Linked DNA regions of Mus musculus: region 1 is linked to region 2. Evidence: chromatin loops called from intact Hi-C (ENCODE). Cell type or tissue: heart. All regions are shown on one strand. Links, peaks and the distances in the headings refer to the core of each region. The heading gives the core; the rest is flanking DNA.

Region 1 (9,448 bases), core at 540-8,539, 280 kb before region 2:
CACAACATGTCTACCCTGATTAAACACTTCATAACGTATGTATCAAAACATTTCATGCCCTCCTCCAAATATGCACAATTTTGTTTTTAGGTATGGTTTAAAAAATAAGCTTGAATTGAACAAAACCAAAAAGATTAGCGATATGTAAGGGCAGGAGAGCTTTAAAAATGTGTGGATCAGCTCTGGGGAAATGGCATTGCTGGTAAAGGGCTTGACGTATAAGCATGAGTTACTGAGTTTGAGCCCCGGAGCCCCTGTAAAGTTCCAGGCATAGAGATGTAATCTCGGTGCTAGGGCGTCAGAGACAGGTAGCTTCCTGGGGCTCCCGGCCTGGCCTAGAATCAGCCTCAGTCCCAGTAAAAGAACTCTGTCTTTAAAAAAGAAAAAACTAGGGAGATACCTCCTCAGGAGTGACATCTCAGGATATTGTCTGGTCTTCATGCATACACATGCACCCATGTACATTTGAACATAGACAAACATGCAAAAATTGGGGGAGGGATGAGATGGATCAACAGGAGAAAGGACTACCATACAACCTGACAACTTGTGTTCAATCTCTGGAACATATACATAATCACACACACACACACACACACACACACACACACACACACACACACACAGGCATGCACGCACACCAATAATAAAGTTTTTTATTTGTTTGAGATCGGGTCTTTCTTTCTATGTACACCAGGCTAGCCTCTATCTCACAATAATCCATATCCCTCTGCCTTCCCAGCACTAGAATTAAAGGCCAACCAACTCACAACTAAGCTTAAATGTGAATGAATGATGAGAAGCCAGCCTGGAGACCAGACGGGAGATCCTGGCTGGACTATGCCACACAATGCATGCTCTAGGCAGTACAGTGCTAAACAACTTATTTTCTTTTTTAAAGAGATATTTATTCGCTGGGTGGTAGTGGCACATGCCTTTAATCCCAGCACTTGGGAGGCAGAGGCAGGTGGATTTCTGAGTTCGAGGCCAGCCTGGTCTACAGAGTGAGTTCCAGGACAGCCGGGGCTACACAGAGAAACCCTGTCTAGAAAACAAACAAACAAAAAAGATATATTTATTCCCTTTTTATGTATATGAGTACAGTGTAGCTGCCTTTAGACACACTAGAAGAGGGAATTATATGCATTATAGATGGTTGTGGGCCACCATGTGGGTGCTTGGAGTTGAACTCAGGACCTCTGGAAGAATAGTCAGTGCTCTTAACCTCTGAGCCATCTCTCCAGCCTGCTAAACATTTTCATAAGGTGGGCATGCGGTTATAGCTGCTGGGATCCGGAAATGCGATTGACTTGCACCCTGTAAGTTCTCCTTATTGTCTGCTCAGTCGTTGCTCTAAGGAAACTGTGTCCCAACTTCAGACTGCATAGATTGCGTTGCCTATTTTTGAAAGTTACATAAATGGAGCGCACACAGCACAAGGTCCTTTGTGTCTGGCTTTCTCTGAGCATTGTATTGGAGAACTCATGCATTGCTGTTGCCCTGGGAACACTTACGCCAATCTCAGAGCTTGAGGAACAGCTGGAGGGAAATGGTGCGTGAGATGGACAGACACTGCTTGCCACCAGTGCATGCTGGGAGAGAGCATAGCCAGACAGGGCTGTGGGTGCAGGTGTCCATGTCCAGGCCATGTAGCTGCTAGCCTAGCACATTCACACTGGAATTGCAACCCTAACACACAGAGCCAACATTCTGTGTCCAGATGGATAGCTAATATTCTCTAGATAGCAGCCATCTTTGGGCCCACAAGTCTTTTTTTTTTTTTTTTTGAGACAGGGTTTCTCTGTGTAGCCTTGGCTGTCCTGGAACTCACTCTGTAGACCAGGCTGGCCTCGAACTCAGAAATCCGCCTGCCTCTGCCTCCCGAATGCTGGGATTATAGGTGTGCGCCACCATGCTCAGCTTGGGCCCACAAGTCTTACAATTTGTATCCCCAACAGTCCTTTCACTGAAAATTGCTCCTTATCACACATTGCTTATGTCTTTAAATTTTTTTTTTTTAATTTTAGTTTTTTAAGACAAGGTTTCACTATGGCCTAGAACTCACTATGTAGAGCAGGCTGGATTTGAACTCATAGAGGTCCATCAACACTATCTCGGGAGTGCTAGAATTACAGTCCTGTGCCATCATTCCTGGTCAGTTAATTACTCTTTACATTTTAAATGTCCATAGACAGGTAGACATCTTTCCTTTTCGCAGGTCTCCACGAATCCACAGTCTACAACTTACATGACACCACTGAGCCATTTGGGGGAAGTCTTTCCTGCACCCCTCTCGCTCTGACACATTTATTTTGCAACGTTTCTTATCATAATCATCACCTCACTTTCTAAATGCTACCTCCTAAATGGAAGAAAGTGAGGCTGGATCAGCTGCCATTGTCCTGTTACCACAAAGAAAGAGGCTGGATGTGGCTGAAGCATCCCTGGGGGCTCGGGGACAGGGGGAGAGAAAGGGAACTGCCTGTGAGTTCCTGTCTCTAAGCCCAGCCTGAAGTCTGATCTCAGTTTCAGTGCCATGAACTGGAGGGGCTCTTTTATGCCACAACTGACCTTACTGATTTTCTGGAGCCTAGGGGACAAATCTCATGAGATCTATTGAGTGAAGAGACCTCAGAGGTCAAGAGAGGTAGCCGATCTCTAGACTCCACAGAACTTGAGATCCAGTCCCAATGGCAGTTTGTCCATTTGCAGGTCATCATTTCTGAATCTCACTGGTGGATGGAGAGGCCCCAGGACAGTCAGTCAATGGGCCCAACTCTTTGTGGGAGCTTCCTTGGATGAAACCAGGCAGGAGGGGCTGGTACCTATCTTTGGTCTTCATATGTGTGACCATCTGTGTCTGTCACTTCCGAGCCTTCTGGAAATGATGACTTCTTTAGGAAGAACCCGCTGTGCAGAATCTGGCTGCCACAGTCGGAAGGAGAGACTGAAGAAAGTTGGACAAACCTGAGATTTCACAGGATGCAAACTGTCAGAGACTCCAGATAGGGACATATGTTGGGAAGCAGTGACACAGGACGGTCACTGCCTCTAGACAGGAAAAGGGAATCTATAGTTTTTGTTCTTGTCTGTGCCCATCTTTTTCTCTGCCTTCATGGCTCTGCTCCTATCCGTCTGCATGTCTACTCTGCTGCCTCTACCCATTCTCCAGGTTGCCAATCTCCTCCCTTGCCCTAACAAACCTCCTTACACCAGATCTGTTGCATGTCATAACTACCCGGCACACCTTGGCATATATTTCACAGTGTCCACCAAGGTGGACACTTTTATGTGATTCAGACAACTCTTAAATGTATTTTATTTTAATTAGTTACTTTATTTTTCCAAAACAGGTTTTCTCTGTGTAATATCCCTGACACTCCTGGATGAAACTTACTTCATAGACTAGGCTGGTCTCAAACTCACAGAGATCTTCCTGGCTCTACTTTCCAAGTGTTAGGATGAAAGGCATGGACCACCACTGCCTGGCCTTATATTTTAATTTTTAGTTTTTTGTTATTGATTTTATTTTATTTGTCTCTTGTGATTTTATCTGTACTGTGGGCCTCACCTTATCTGCCACCTAGGGCACAGGAGGGAGAGAATCGAAATGACCAACATCACTCTTGCATAAGTCCAGCTGAATGAACAAGTCAACAAGTCCACACTGAGTCAAGGGTGACAGAGGACTAAGTGTGAGCTGCAGTCACAGGTCAGGTTGGGGATCTGATCTGAACAGCCAGCCAGGCCACTGCACAAGGTAGTGTCACAGCAAGTGACCTGCACAGAGTGGCCATGCCTTACAGAGACACACAGAAGCGTTTACAAGGCAGACTGGGGCTGTGGTGATCTATGGTGTGCATTGTCAACTTGACAGGGTCCAGAATCATTTAGAAAACAAACCTCTGGGTTTGGCTGTGATGGGTTATCTAGATTAGGTTAAGTTGGGACGACTCACTTTTCCTGTGGGGAGCAACACTTCATAGCCTGAGGTACCAGGCTGAATGGAAAGGAGATGGCAGGCTAAGCACCAGCGATCATCTCTTTTTTTCATTGTAGATGCAATGTGACCAGCTTCCTCAAGCTCCCAGCATCCCGACTTCTAAACCATGATGACTGTACCCTCAAACTGTGAGCCAAAAGAAACCCCCTCTCTCTGTACACTACCTTTATCAGGGTGTTTTGTCACAGCAACAAGACAAGTGACTAACACAGTGTGTTCCCATGATAGAAACACCAGACGCCATGTTACTTAACAATCAGTCAACCTTAAATTAAATCAACAGTAGAAAGGACACAAAGACCAAACACCCAAAACACTTGGCACCCCCTCTTCAGTTCCATGTGAGAGCAACGGGAAGTCAAAATTGCAAGTTCAAATTCAAATGAGAAAAAAAGAAACAAACCAAAAACACATTGCATCAAAAGTGATGAGATCCAAGGGCTGGAGAGATGGCTCAGGGGTTAAGAGCACTGGCTGCTCTTGCAGAGGACCCACCTGGCAGCCCACATCCTCTGCAGACACCAGGCACACATGTGTGCATAGACATACATTCTGACAAACACTCATACACATAAAATAAAAATAAATCTTTTTTTTAAAGTGATGCGATTCAGCTAAGATCGAATTGAAAGGAAAATGTCATTTCTGAAAAAGAAGAAAACAGATGAATGAAAGATGAATTCAACTCATAAAGACATAAAGAGAGCAGCAAAATAGATGTGAGAAAAGACGGATTGAAAACAGGAAGAAACGAATGAATCCCGGTCCTTCACTAAAATAAATAAGATTAACTGAAGAGCTGCGTTCTGGGCCACAGCCTCTAGAGGGCGCCACGAGGCAGCCTAAGGAGGGCCAAAACAATATACTCAGAGGAAGTCCAATTAGCATGGAGGACAGAAGAATAAGCACAAGACAGTTAATATGCATTTTAATTGCATAAATAATGCATGGGTGCATATTTACTGGAGATAGAAGTCAAATAAAAAGAATAGGCAGAGCAAAATGCAGAGGCCCTCTTTACAGGGTCTCCAGGGCCGCCATGGCAGATTGCCCCAGCCTGGGTGATTGGTGACTAGAAGCAGAGATGGAGGCCTTGGAAGGGACCCATTCTTCAGAGGCCGCTCTCCTTGGCCTCATGCTGTTGTCTCCCTGGGCGTAAGCACCCGGGTGTCTCTGCTCACCTGTATTTCCTCTACTCCTGCTTGGTGAGATTGGACCAGGTGCCCCGATTGCTGGATTTTAATTCAGTCAAATTCCCAAAGGCTATATGTCTCCAATCACAGTCCCATTCTGAGGTGCAGGGTGGAGGTGGGCAGAGGGGTGAGGCCAGAGCTTCCACTTGGAAGATCACAGATCAGCTAGTGACACTGTCTTCCACGGGGATCGCTTCAACTTCTAGAATTCTTTCCAGGAGTCACGTGATTGTCCACGTCCGTGGGGCCAGCACAGTCAAACCAAGGCTAGGTGGGTTCAGCATCACCCCTTCCTATGTCTAAGTACTATGGTCAAATCCTACTAGGCAACACTGTTCTCTTAGCCAAGCAAGCATGTTTTGGTAGAGAACTGGAAAACTAGAGTACTTAAAACAATGTAATGCGGGCTGGAGAGGTGGCTCAGCGGTTAAGAGCACTGACTGCTCTTCCAGAGGTCCTGAGTTCAAATCACAGCAACCCATGACGACTGACAACCATTTATAACTGGATCTGATGTCCTCTTCTGACACATTAGTGCACATGCAGATAGAGTACGTATATACATACAATAAATAAATCGAAAAAGAAACTCAATGCTAATTTCCTTTAAAAGCAGGGTGATTTACTGAAAAATATAAGCTTAAGAAAACAAATGTCAAGAATTGACTACAAAGGCTATTAATGTCTGGGAACCAACCGGAAATGGTTGGAAGGAGCCAAGGATCCATCCAAGATGGGTGACGGATGATGTCAACATTCTTTCTGATGCTCTCAAGTGATTTCAAAGGCCAATGAGGGGTGCCACATGAGCCCGTGTTACTGATGAGCAAGCTGAGACCCTGAAGACAGTATTTTGACTGGAGGATGTAAGACTGTCTGTTAAAAGGATCATGCACAGATCTGTTCTGTAAATACCAGTATATGGCGACTGAGCTCTTTGGTAAAATGAACTGTGACTATTGAGAGCCAGGGTTCTCTGTTAAGAAAAAAAAAGTTACAAATAAGGAGGGTTGAGGGGTATAGGTGAGTGGTAGAGCCCTTGCCTAGCTCTTGTGAGGCTCCGAGTTCAAAAATAGGCAAATAAGAAAGAACTAGAATGAACTCTGTGTAGTGTTGGGTTGGAATCAGGAATGGTGGTAGAAAACCACGGTTGTGCTGGGCGTAATGCCAGCACTTGGGAGGCAAAGACAGGTGAATTTCTGAGTTGGAGGCCAGCCTGGTCTACAGAGTGAGTTCCAGGACAGCCAGGGCTATACAGAGAAACCCTGTCTTGGAAAAAAAAAAAAAGAAACAAAGAAACAAACAAACAAAAAGAAAACCATGGAGCTGGAGAGATGGCTCAGTGGTTAAGCGTACCGATTGCTCTTCCAAAGGCCCTGAGTTCAAATCCCAGCAACCACGTGGTGGCTCACAACCATCTGTAATGATAACTGAATCTCTTCTGGAGTGTCTGAAGACAGCTACCGTGTACTTACATATAATAAATAAACCTTTAAAAAAAGAAAACCATGGTTTTTACTAAATAAATATACATATACGTATATACACACATAGATGGACAAACACAGAAGCATGAATATCCTTGTTCTGCCCACTCACAAGTCCCACAGGCAATGACACCCAGCAACACCGGGCACATCTTGAGATTTTTCTGGCTGGACCTTGGCCTCTCAGGTTCCTTTGCCAGTAAAAGGAGACAGAGTTGTCTGAGGAGAAGAATAACCTGGGATGTGGTAAGGGAAGTGCCAGGTGAGCCTGGCTCGAATTATGGTGCTCCAGAGCAGGGGAGCATGCCGAAAGGGAAGGGCCAAAACCTGTGCAAGCTTTGGTTCAGGGTCACCCTCTGAAAGGTCTATTCTTATTGCCTTTGGTCTTGGGCTCCCACCTCTGGACTTGACATTTCCTAGCCTATAGACCTTCCAATTCTCTCCTGAAGTCCCCAGACAGTTCAGAGCCTCTGAAAGAGTGAGCACAAAGTGGCTAATCCTTTTACGGTGGTGTCTGTGCTCTGAACAGGAGTGGTCTGTAGGGAAGACAGGGGCAGCTGAGCGTGTGCGGTGTGCGCATTAGAGATCACTTACAGCTGGCAATAAACGGGAGGCTCGTGGCCCAGGGCAGCTCCGTACCACAGGAGGATTGGAGCGTTGGACTAAATGAGGGGACTCAAATCAACAGTACACATGGCCCAACCAGCCCTGCCCTGAATCACAGAAGACGCAGTAACGCCTGCTTCCTGCCCTCAAGGCAATTATAATCTATTTAGGATGTAGACATAAAACACAGGGGAAAGAGATGGCAAAGCACTTAAACAGCAATTCCCAGTCCTGCACCTCCATTAGCTGTCAAACGAACTGCAGCGGTAATGACAAACATTACTGGAATTGTGAACTAGGAGAGGTTATTTGGTTGTAGATGCCTGCTTTCTTCCTGAGGGAAACGAAGGGTTACTCCCATTTGCTGAGCACTTACTACAAAAGGTGGCAATTCCCATACCTTAATGCTCTTGCCTCCAAGTCTCCGTCCATCCTTTTTTATATTTTGTATTAACTAAAGCCAACACTTGTGAATGAGACAAGTTCCAATCTCAGGGCCTAACTGTATCAGAGCTTTATTGGTCCATGCAGCACGGCTTGATTCTGGAAACCTGACTGGGGTAATGAAGGAAAGAAGAGAGGACAGACACACGGACACATGCACAGAAAGGCTGGGGTTAGATGGGCCATGCTGGCTCTGATGGAGCAGCACCAACTATACAAGAACCCAGAATCTCAGAGTATCTACTATGTACGTCCAGCAGGAGAAGGAGGGGTTGGCTAGTCTTGGTGGTTAGTCTCTGTAGGGGAGCACACTGGAGCTGTAAACATCTTGAAAGAGGAAGCTGCCACCATGACTTCTGTATAACATGTCTTCTGCTAACATTCCCACACAGACCAGAGGAAGGCTTTGCCAATTCTGGTGGGTCTGTGGTACCCATCCTTGTTCATAAACATCACACCCTCTGCTTCCCCACAGTATATTTCTGCTGGTATAATGAAGTCCAAATGATGGTGTACGATGCTATGGGTGTCAACATGGGGCTGACAAACAGGAGGTAAGAGGGATGAAGGAAGGTCAGTGTGAAGGGGAGAGGTATAAGAATATCTGCACTCCCAATTCATATGTGTATGGTTTCTTAAGATGGGGCCTTTGCAAGATAAGTGGGTCAGGAGGATGGGGCCCTCACCATGGGGTTAGTGCCCTTACAAGAAGAGATAGAGACTGACTCTCTGACTCTTTGCTTTCTATCAAGTAAGGGTGCAACGAAAAGAGAGCCAACTTTCAACCAGACAGACACCCTCACGGGGCGCTGGATCTGTCAGCACCTTAATCTTGTCTGCCATCGTTTCCAACTGTGAAGAATATTTGCTTATCTCTTAAGCCGTCCAGTCTGGTAACTCTTTAGGGTAGCCCCCCGCCCCCTCAATGGCTGGACTAGCTGGCACTAGCAGTGCATGGCTTCCCAGTCACCCCGTATCCTTTCTGTTTGTTGGAGCCTTTTCTTAACAATTGTTTTGTGTTGGCTCTTAGCAGGTGGCTTTCAGAACCCTGATTTCCCTAGGAAGTCTGCCGGGGCAGGGGAGGCATTGAAAGAAAGCCAGCTTTGTTTGGGTCTGGGGGATGCGGGTGCTTCGGAGCTGAGCAGACGAGAGCATCCTTCTGCAGCAGCCCATCCGTACCTGGTGTTTCTGCTGCAGACAGAGGCGATGCTCATAGCCCCACGAGATCACTCAAGATGAGGCATACCTCCTCAAAGGAAACCAGAGATGGGGGGCCTTGGATTTTTCAGGGGCCCCTGGTGGGAAGTCATTTTCTTCTGGCTCATAAGGCAGCCATCTGTTCTGCTGTGTTTTACTACCTCCATTTCTCAGAGGGCCAGGGGGAGGCAGGCCCAGGTGGGCATGCTGCAGGGGATGGATGCTCTGGGCTCCCACAGGAACCCTCAATGCCTTTACCCTCCCAACACACTAGCCATGTGCAGCCTTCCAAATGCAGTGACCAAAAAGAGATGGCAGAACCACAGTCAGGGGACAGCTGAACAACTCAAGGATATCCCTTCTGCCGGGCCAGAAACTGGATCTGGAACGGTGTGATGGCTAACTTTGGTTAGCAAGTTGACATGTCTGGAATGAGGGATTGCTTCCATCAGATTGGCCTGTGATCATATCTATGGGGGAATTTCCTTGATTGCCAGTTGATGGAGGAGGGCCCAGCC
Region 2 (9,448 bases), core at 326-8,325:
AAAAACAGAGCCGGGCGTGGCGGCGCACACCTTTAGTCCCAGCACTCAGGAGGCAGAGGCAGGTGAATTTCTGAGTTTGAGGCCAGCCTGGTCTACAAAGTGAGTTCCAGGTCAGCCAGGATGACACATAGAAACCAAAAAAAAAAAAAAAAAAAAAAAACAAAAAACAAAAAAAAAAAAACAAAAAAAACAAAAAAACCCAAAAACAAAAGCAGAATTTTTCAACTAAGTGGTACCACATTCCAAATCATCTACCTATAGGCCTGGAGAAAGGAAGAACTGGTCTACAAAGTGAGCCCAGACCATATGGGAACAGCCTCAGACTAGAGGAAGTTCCCTGCCAAAGATAAGACTCTTAACCATGCTCAGAACTCCATCAGGTTATGATCAGCCCTGATTGCTGAGCTAAAGAGGGTGTCTTAGTCAGGGTTTCCATTACTGTGTAGAGACACCATGACCAAGGTAATTCTTATAAAGGACAACATTTAGATGGGGCTGGCTTTTCAGAGTTTTAGTCCATTATCATCATGGCAGGAAGCATGGCAGCATCCAGGCCTGTACAGAGCAGAAGAAGCTGAGAGTTCTACATCTTGTTCTGAAGGTAGCTAGAAGACTGGCTTTTAGGCAGCTAGTATGAGGGTCTCAAAGCCCATGCCCACAGTGACACACCTATTCCCAAAAGGCCACAGCTCCTAATAGTGCCACTCCCTGGGTCAAGCATATACAAACCATCACAGGTCAATCTGAGAAACCAGGAGGTGCAACAGAGAAAACTAGGAGGTTGTGGCAACAACAGGTTCTGTGAAGACAGAGTATTAAATGCTACAGAGAGGGTCAGAAGGTGGAGTCATAAGACAGAGAACTACCCCAGAACTAAAACTGTTACTTTACAAATGACAAAAATCAAGTAAGAAGTGGAGAAGTGGCCCAGCAGTTGAGAGGAACTGCTGCTCTTCCAGGACAGGGGTTTAGTCCCCAGCACCCACATCAGGTGCCTCACAACCACCTAGAACTTCAGCTCTTAAGATCTGATGCTTTCTTTTTGGCTTCCAAGGACGACTGCATACACATAATGCACATAAACTCACACACACACACACACACACACATGCACACGCATAGACATAAATAAAAAATAAATAAATTTTAACAACAACAAAAACCACATCAGAGCTAAAAGGCCACAATGGTAAGACCCTGACGGTCTGGAAGAGGCCATGCAGCTCCCACCAAGGTATCACAGTGGGGCAAGTCTAATGCTATGGAAACAACTCCCAGCCAGGCTATGCCCATTAGAAGTAAACACTATGAACAAAGCAACCACCAGGGACAGCATGGAGAACTGGACCCACCCACTCATGACCACTATGCTAGTCTCAAGGGTACTCAGAGGCCTTCCTTGCTGGGTAATTTTACCGTGTTGAAATTTACTATGTATGCTAAATTTAAAAAAGAAACTTAAGCACACCTTTTTCCAAATAATACTTCAAGATAAAGGACCCAAACCATGAAAGGAATGAACAAGGAGGTAGGCGGAGCCACGGTGGCCTGGTGGTATACGGAGCCATCTTAAGGTCCATGTTTACTCCCTGTAGTAACCAGGAGGTTGTCCTACACAAAAAGACTAGCTCTGGCCTTGTTTTAAGCTCTTCCTTCTGTTGAACTATTTCATTTAGTTTTAAAATTATATGTCTGGGTGGTGTGGGTATATGAGTGTAGTTGCCCAAGGAAGGCAGAAGAGGGGGTCAGATCCTCTAGAGCAGGAGTTTTAGGCAGGTTTTACTTAATTTAAATTTTTAATTATTACTTTTAAATTATATATATGGTGGGACAGGGAGGAGTGCACATGCGTGCAGGTATTCCTGGGAAGTCAAAGCCAGACTGGGAGTCTGCTGGAGCTCACATCACAGGCTGTTATGAGCTGCCAGACAATGGATGCTGGGAACTGAATTCGGGTCCTCTCAAAGAACAGGAGGTGGTTGTGAACCCCACGTAGGTACTAGGTCATGAAATGGGTGCTCTGCGAGAGCAGTGCACACTTCTTGGGACCACTGAGCCATCTGCCCCACTCCTTACTTTTTTTTTTTTTAAGGTAGTCTCATCTTAAGACTTAAAGCTACCCTTGAGCTCATATCACAATCCTCCTTCCTCAGCCTTCTGAATTCAGAGATTACAGCTGTGTATACCTGCATTACAAAAAGAAACAGAGATGTAACTTCTAGGCTGCAAAGCATTCAACCATCCTGCAGCTTCCCCTTTCCCAAAGCACCAGCTCTGAAGTGAGAGTAGAGGCCCAGCTTAACAGCAGGGCATTCACACAGACTAAAATAGCACACACTGGGGCAAACAGTTAGCTACCACAGCTCAAATGTCTGTCATCTGAACCCTACTCTTAAAATTATGCTCACTCAAGTCAGTGTTCTAAGTATCTGCCATTCCCCACAGCTGTCACTAATGCAAACAAGATCACTTAAAAGCCAGAAGCCAGCCCACTCTGCCTAATTAACTCTTCACTATTCACTCCTTACAAACAAAACAAAACAAACACTCTCCTTAACTTGGGGGTGGGGAGCTGCATCTGTAAGTTTCAGAAGAGAATGACAGCTCCTAAGACAGAGGTGGAGTAGGGGGAAGACCCTGAAACAGACACCCTCCAGTATGCAGAAGGACACACAGAAACAGCTCTAGAAATCTACAGGAAAATCATCCAAACACCAGTTACCAAAAGAGGTACAGAATAAAATGGAGAGGAAGAGTGAAGAGAGAAACGCTCACAAGGGAGCGGAGGAATCCGAACTGCTCACAGCTTCTTTTAGCAAGGAAAGTAGTTATGCAAAGTAAACAAACAAACAAACAAACCCAAGACTTAGAAACTCTACACATCACATCTTATTTTACAAATTTCTCTTTGTGGGGAGAAATGTGCCTCACCACATATAGCCCAGGTTTGCAATGGCCTGCAACTTAGGATCCTTTTGCCTCAACTTCTCACTGTTGGAATTACAGGTCTGTTCCACCATGCTTGGCTCTCCATTTTAAATTTAACAGAAAGAAATTAAATTAAAACTAATTCTTTGTAGTTATAAAGTAATGAGATGATGATTTTTTTCTTTATATATATCATCCAGGTTTTCTCTGGTTTATTATTTTTATAAAGAGGAGAAAAAAAAAAAAGAAAGAACAGAATATTCGGAGTAAGAATGGCTAAATAGCAAGAATTGGGGGAGAGGTAGAGCCGGCTTGAAACCTGCACACTGTATGTGCCACCTACTCCATCTCTGCAGGGCTGCTCAGAGGGGGGTTCAAGGCTGCCAGTACTGGGTTGGGTGTAGCTCAATGACACAGCACTTGCCAAGCATGAGTGAGGTCCTGGGTTTCAACCCTGAGCCCTATATGCGCTTGCACTCACACATACCACTCATATCTTGCTAGATGTAGATCTGGCCAGAACTATTAGGGTTGGCGAAGAGAAAGGACCAAGAGGAGTCCAATACCCCAATGTCCAGCCCCATGCCACTCATGGAACTTCAAATACCAACTCAACAAGGTGTCCTCACAGATTGGAGGAAAACATGAAGGAGTGGGGATGGAGGAGACTTCCCTAACAAAGCAGGTGACAAGGCAGGGAACAAGCCTGCTATGGAAAGGATCCAAGTACCAGACCCTGTGATCACCTGGCAGGAGCGAGCAAAATCGCCTGCTTCAGTATCCGTTCTAACTGCCCTTAGAGCTGACAACACTCGTCTAGTGAGGTCAGAGCTGTGCCCTGCAAGTGCAGGTATTCAGGGCCACTTGACTGTCCTGACAAGCTCCGTGTGAGGCAGGTCTAGTCACATTCACTAAGGTCAGGAGATCTCTCACTGACACTATGACCTTGAGCTCCTTATATAAACCTAGAGATTAATTCCTTTATAAAAGACAAGACTAATTCTTTTATGATTGCTTGCATTTACTATAAGGGACAGTGAGATAAGATACTGGTTTTGATCATGTGTGAAAGAGGAAGAATATATTCCAAAGCTGGGCAAAAGAACTCTCTATCTCCACCTACTGTTTGTCCCACTGTTGAAACAATGGTTTCTAAGCATCTGCACCCTGAGGAAGAGATGCTGCCAAAACCAACAGGCCATCAGTGTGGTTTAGAAATTCCTTGACTGGAGCCAAAGAATTTCCCGAGTTGTTAAAACCTGCAGTGAACAGAAATACAAAGAGTCACACAGCAATGCTGGATTCTACATCATTCTGCCCTCCCAGCTGTGTTGTCTGAAGTCAAATTCTTAAGGATTCATTACAGGCCAGGAAGAGGTGACAAGTGCAGAGAAACAGCCACAGCCCGAGTTCATCAGGTCATTTCTCCCTTGCCTCCAGAGCATGCGCATAGGCAATAGATAGAGGGCAGCAAGGGGCAGGGTAGATTCAACACTCACAAGTCATTCTGGGATGCTTGCCTGCAGTCACTGCTACCTCCCTGCATAAGGTTATCATTGTTCCACAACAGGATGCTTTGGAACCGTCTAAATGACTCAACTCTGGCTACTCTCGTAGAAGAATAAGATGTCTTCCTGCTGTTTGTCTCATGGAATGAAGTTTCAAGAACAAAAACTTACAAAAGTTACCAGATATGTGTCCTGTATTCTATTCCTGCCCTGTAGCTAGCTTCCTCCTCTGGGTCCGAGTTCCTTCACCAATTCATAAATCAAACCACAAGACCTTTAAAATCCCTTTAGCTCAATAATTCCGTTACATGGATATCCAGGCACCTGTGTCACTCTGCTTTGTAATGTGGGTACCCTGGTAACTTTGCAGAGGGTACATATGCATGCCTTCTAGAGATGAGGAGTACCACTGGCTTGACCAGGGAGACTTACGGTGCCTACACAGTGCCAAACACACCAGTAAGTGACACTCTGCTATGCTTATTAAAATTCTGCTGCAGAGATTAAAGTGGGCTTAGTGTAAGGCCATCTAGCTTTTATTCACGGCCTAAGAGACAAGACCCCACCACCATAGGGATTAAATGGAACTACTCGTAAAACTCAAATGGATTTCTTTTCTTTTGCAGAAATTAAAAAGGTGATGGCAAGTCCTAAATTGATACAGAATTTTAAGAGCTCTTACACAAAACAACACAGGGGGAAACAGACTGAAGACATGTGCTTCTCACTTTCAAACTTCCTACAGAGCTGGACACTAAAGTGAGGTGCCATCGGAAGGCATGCAGACATCCGTGGTACACACCGGAGAATGCATACATCTATGGCCAATCATTTTTTGACAAGGGTGTCAGGGTGTCACACATTCAGTTGGAGGAAAAAGCAGTCATTTCAACAAATCCTGCTGGGCAAATGAACAGCTTCTCTTATCAGGAGCTGACTCTCTTCCTCACACCATATACAAAACTCATGTCAGACACTAAAGCTCCTAAAAAGCACAATGAGGAATCTTCATGTCTTACAACTGGCCAATGGTTTCTTAGATGCAACATCCAAAACAAGACCAACAGGAAAAATTAGAGTAAAATTGAAACTCATTAAAATAAAAATAATTTAAAAAATAAATAAATAAAAATAACCTTCACAGTAGGAAAAAATTTATGCAAATGTTGTCTGGTAAGAACACAACTATCTGAATACATAAAGAACACACAGACTCAAACTGCAAATAACCCAACTTGAAAGCGTACAAAGCGACTTGAATAGACATGCTTGCCACAAGGACACCTAAGGTCCTGGATTAGGCAATGATGCTCATCACTACTGCTATTCTGAGAAACACCAATCAATCACCACAGGTACAAGTTCACAGTCCCAGGCTGGTTAGGGGAAAAAAGTGGTAAGTATTGGCAGGAATGTGAAGACCTGAAGCAGAAACTAAGCAGCCATCATGGGCAACCGTTTGGCATGTGAGTGTCAAAAGGTTAAATACAGAATCACTATTGCAATTTGATCTGGCAATCCCAACCCTAGTATAACACATACCCAAGAGAAATGAAAACATGTCTACAAAAACTTGTTATGTGACTATCTACAGAAGCATTATTCATTGTTCACTGTAACCAAAAAGTAGATGTGACTCAAATGCCATTCAATAATAATGAACACATTGTGGCAGATCCATATAACAGGTACTAGCTACTACTATTGCAATAATTATCAATATTTGCACTAATATTTATCCTCAGTAGGAACACAGTACTAGTACATGGAACTTTGTGGATAAACCTCAAATTATTACCTAACTGAAAGAAGAGACACGAGTATGTAAAATCCCCAGGAGAAGCACTGTCCAGACAGAAAGCATATTAGTGGTTCCCAGGAGCAGAGAGGGTGAGGGCACAGGGAGTGACTGCCTAACAGGGATGGGGTTCCCCTCTGCAGTGATGAAAATGTTTGAGTCTTTACAGAGGATAGCTGCTCTGTACTAGGAAGTACTAAATGTCACTGAAATGTACGCTCTTGCAAATGGTTCACTTTATGTTTTGCAATTTCACCTCAACCTACAAACAAATCTCTAGCCAGGAATTCATTTAGAGCTCTGTCCTTATGGCAGTCTGTATACCATAGCCAGCCCCTTCTGGTCTAGATGGACACACACCATGGTTTAATGTATGAAGCTGCTGTGCTGGGAGGTGAGACTGCAGGCACCTGACTTCTTGTTTTGTTTTACTTTAAAGCTTGTACAAGCAACTTCTCTCTTCCACCTTTCCCCCATCCCATCCTGATAGCTCTGATGAACATATGCATATTTCATCCAAAATGACAGGACAGGAACTCTGATCAACCTGCTCAGACTAAGACTTGTGAGCTTTAAGCACCTGCTTGGCCCAAGAGTCACCTTTGTCAGCAAGAAACAAAAGTTCCCTTGTTCTGACAGTCATGTCTGGAAGCTGTTCTGGTACCTTTGGCTTTTACCCTTTTCAGTCCACCTTGCTTTAGACCCCACACTGTAGCTGTGAGTAACACCAGTCCCTTCCAGTCTTCTTTTCTATTTCTAGGTTTTCGGCACAAAGTACTGCAGATTTGCATTAGCTGTCCCTTTGACCTTGCTTGTAGTTTAGGAGAAGAGTGGTACAATAGTGCCAACCATGACACTCAGAAGCATAAAATGGCTTAAAAAAGCCATCATTTCTAAATGAATCCTAATTCCACTTAAAGGAAAAAGGAAGGGCAGCTGCACAAAGGGGAAACCGTATGATTTTCTCCCACAGTCACCTTTACTAATACCTTCTCTGCAACCAGATATGAAATCAAATCTCTCACATCACTTAATGGACCTAGAAACAGCTCTCTCTATAGGAAAAGATGACTTCCCCTAAGGAATCGGAGTCAAGAGCAAGCATTTTCTGAGAACAAGTATGCTCCTAGTGCTATGACCACAGTCAAAGAGCACAATGCCCACCAGACCTAAGGAGGTTGGCTAAGGTGGCTGGTGTTTAGAAAGTACTTGTGCATTTGACACTGTGCATACATCATTAATAAACATATAGTCAAATTAATGTTATTCATACATTTCTCTTGGTCTGTTTCAATAGAAACATGGTGAGCTCTAAGATGCTCCTTCCTCTAAGCCTTCCCACACTCTCCATTAAGTCTTTGCTTGCTGCAGTTCTCTCTCTGGAGGGAAGTTAAGGAGAAAAAGGACACAGGCTCCTGTCCTCAGGGAAAGCCTTGCTCAGAGCAGCACCTCCAGCCGGGCGTGCATCGGACCCATCTTTGCAATGTGTCCATGTGAGCAGGTGAGCTGGTTTCTCCCTGCACACGAGACCCCACCTGCACACGAGACCCCAGTTCCCCACAGGGTCTCTACTGCCTAGGTCCATCCATGCTATGTCTCTTCACAAACTGTCCAGGCCTCTGGCTGCTCCCCTCTTATACACACATCTCTCTTCTCCAATCGCCAGTTCCTTTTACAAAAAGGCTTTACTCTCAGTATCTTAAACCACAACTAAAATTGTTGATTGTCTTAACTCCATTAGCTGTCTGGTTTCATGTTCATCTATGATGTTGACACAGACTATGCAATTTCCTTCTGTGAGCCAAAATGGGTCCCCCTTCCCTCCAAATTCTGATCTAGTGCCCCACCCCTTCAAGGTTCAGAAGTCACTAGAAACCCAACATGAAGTTCTCAATGAGAGAGATGCTTGCTATCTGAAGGATAAACAAAGCTAAAAGAATAAAATACAGAAAAACTTGACTGTTAGCTAATTAGAATTGTGGAGAGAGACTCCCAAGAAAACAACTCTATGTCCAGGAGTCCATCAACTGTAGCATTTATACTCCGAAGACAATGAAAGGTTTCCAAACAGATTTAACCGGCCTCTCAATTTGGCACTGTCAAGAACTGTTTGTGCTATGGAAGGAAGGTGGAGGAATATGCAGCACCAAGCCTTTCCTCAGGCTGCACTCTGGGCATTATCATCACCATCAGGACAGAATGGAAGAAGATCAGCCTACTATAATGGGTGAGAGGAAATCTTAAATTCAGAAGAGCAGACTGTTCATGTCTGCACGGATAAAGAGCTAATGCCATACCTCAGCCTTTTATATTTTATCTAGACATTTGCTTTTTAAATTGCAGCAAACTTCATTTTATTTTCACAATGAATGGTCCAGCCCAGCCAGCTGGTTGATATGGTTTGGGACAGGAACCCTGAGCTCTAACTGCCTTGCGATGCCAGGATCTTCCTCCTCCATCCTCAACAATGACATGCTATTCGGTGAACTAGCAACAATAAAGCTGCCAAAGCTACAAAATGACTGACCTCTGATCTTCTGTACCTCATAACTTCTTGGGGTATCCAGTAAGCTACCTATTCTGCAAAAGCCCAGCCCTATCCCCCATCCGACAGATACCTAATTATAAATGGGGAAGAAACAGAACGAAGGGTTAACTGGCTCTACAACAGTCTCCTTCTCAAAGACTGTCCTCTATGGTGGCTGGCCACGTTCTACCCAACAACAGCTGCTCATGATAATCAATGTCTGACAGATCAGAGAAAGCCCTTAATGTGTCGCCAAGGGGCAGTTCAACAGATGGCACGATGACTTACAACCAGAATCATTAATTACAATCTCTTATTAGTCCCAGGGTACAGTGAAAATGCTTCCTCAGTGAAAGATGAGCGCTGCAGATAAATGGCCGTCTGCTCCTGCTGATGAAGTTCCCTTTAGGACTTGTGGTCAGTGCTGAATCTACATGAAAGCCACACTACTGTTCAGCTGTCTCCTATCTGCCACACTCAAGCTGGCCAGGCGTTTGAAGTCCCCCGCACCTCTAGCCATTACAACTCCCATAATCGTTGTAGGGAAGGATATGGTACTGCCTCTCCAGTCAGCTGACTGTAGAATGGTGAATGCCTATCACTGGAGCTAGCTCAGTATTCCCTCCCTCTGTGCCACAGAACTTTTCCCCACTGGAAGAAGGGTGGTCTTCTACTCCCTTGTCTACT

Evidence for each region. Peaks named below come from ENCODE experiments on the same cell type or tissue, not always from the same donor. Only the 100,000 strongest peaks of a DNase experiment are listed, where the experiment ranks them.
Region 1: it touches region 2 in a loop (2.2-fold over the local background); 7 of 42 quality-filtered maps call a loop at or near these places.

What each region holds. Positions count from the first base shown.
Region 1 is chr2:158,335,762-158,345,209 of GRCm38, reverse strand. No RefSeq gene overlaps it. Among named protein-coding and RNA genes, the nearest start is that of Snhg17, 21 kb to the left of the region's middle. In heart, for the core only: a CTCF peak has its summit at 4,820 (motif pointing right); no DNase peak of the experiment used is centred there; H3K27me3 peaks cover 796 bases.
Region 2 is chr2:158,059,567-158,069,014 of GRCm38, reverse strand. The region is part of intron 6 of Rprd1b (regulation of nuclear pre-mRNA domain containing 1B); the gene reads right to left. Among named protein-coding and RNA genes, the nearest start is that of 2010009K17Rik, 28 kb to the left of the region's middle. In heart, for the core only: a CTCF peak has its summit at 4,061; DNase peaks (open chromatin) are centred at 3,704 and 4,324; H3K4me3 peaks cover 612 bases; H3K27ac peaks cover 4,402 bases.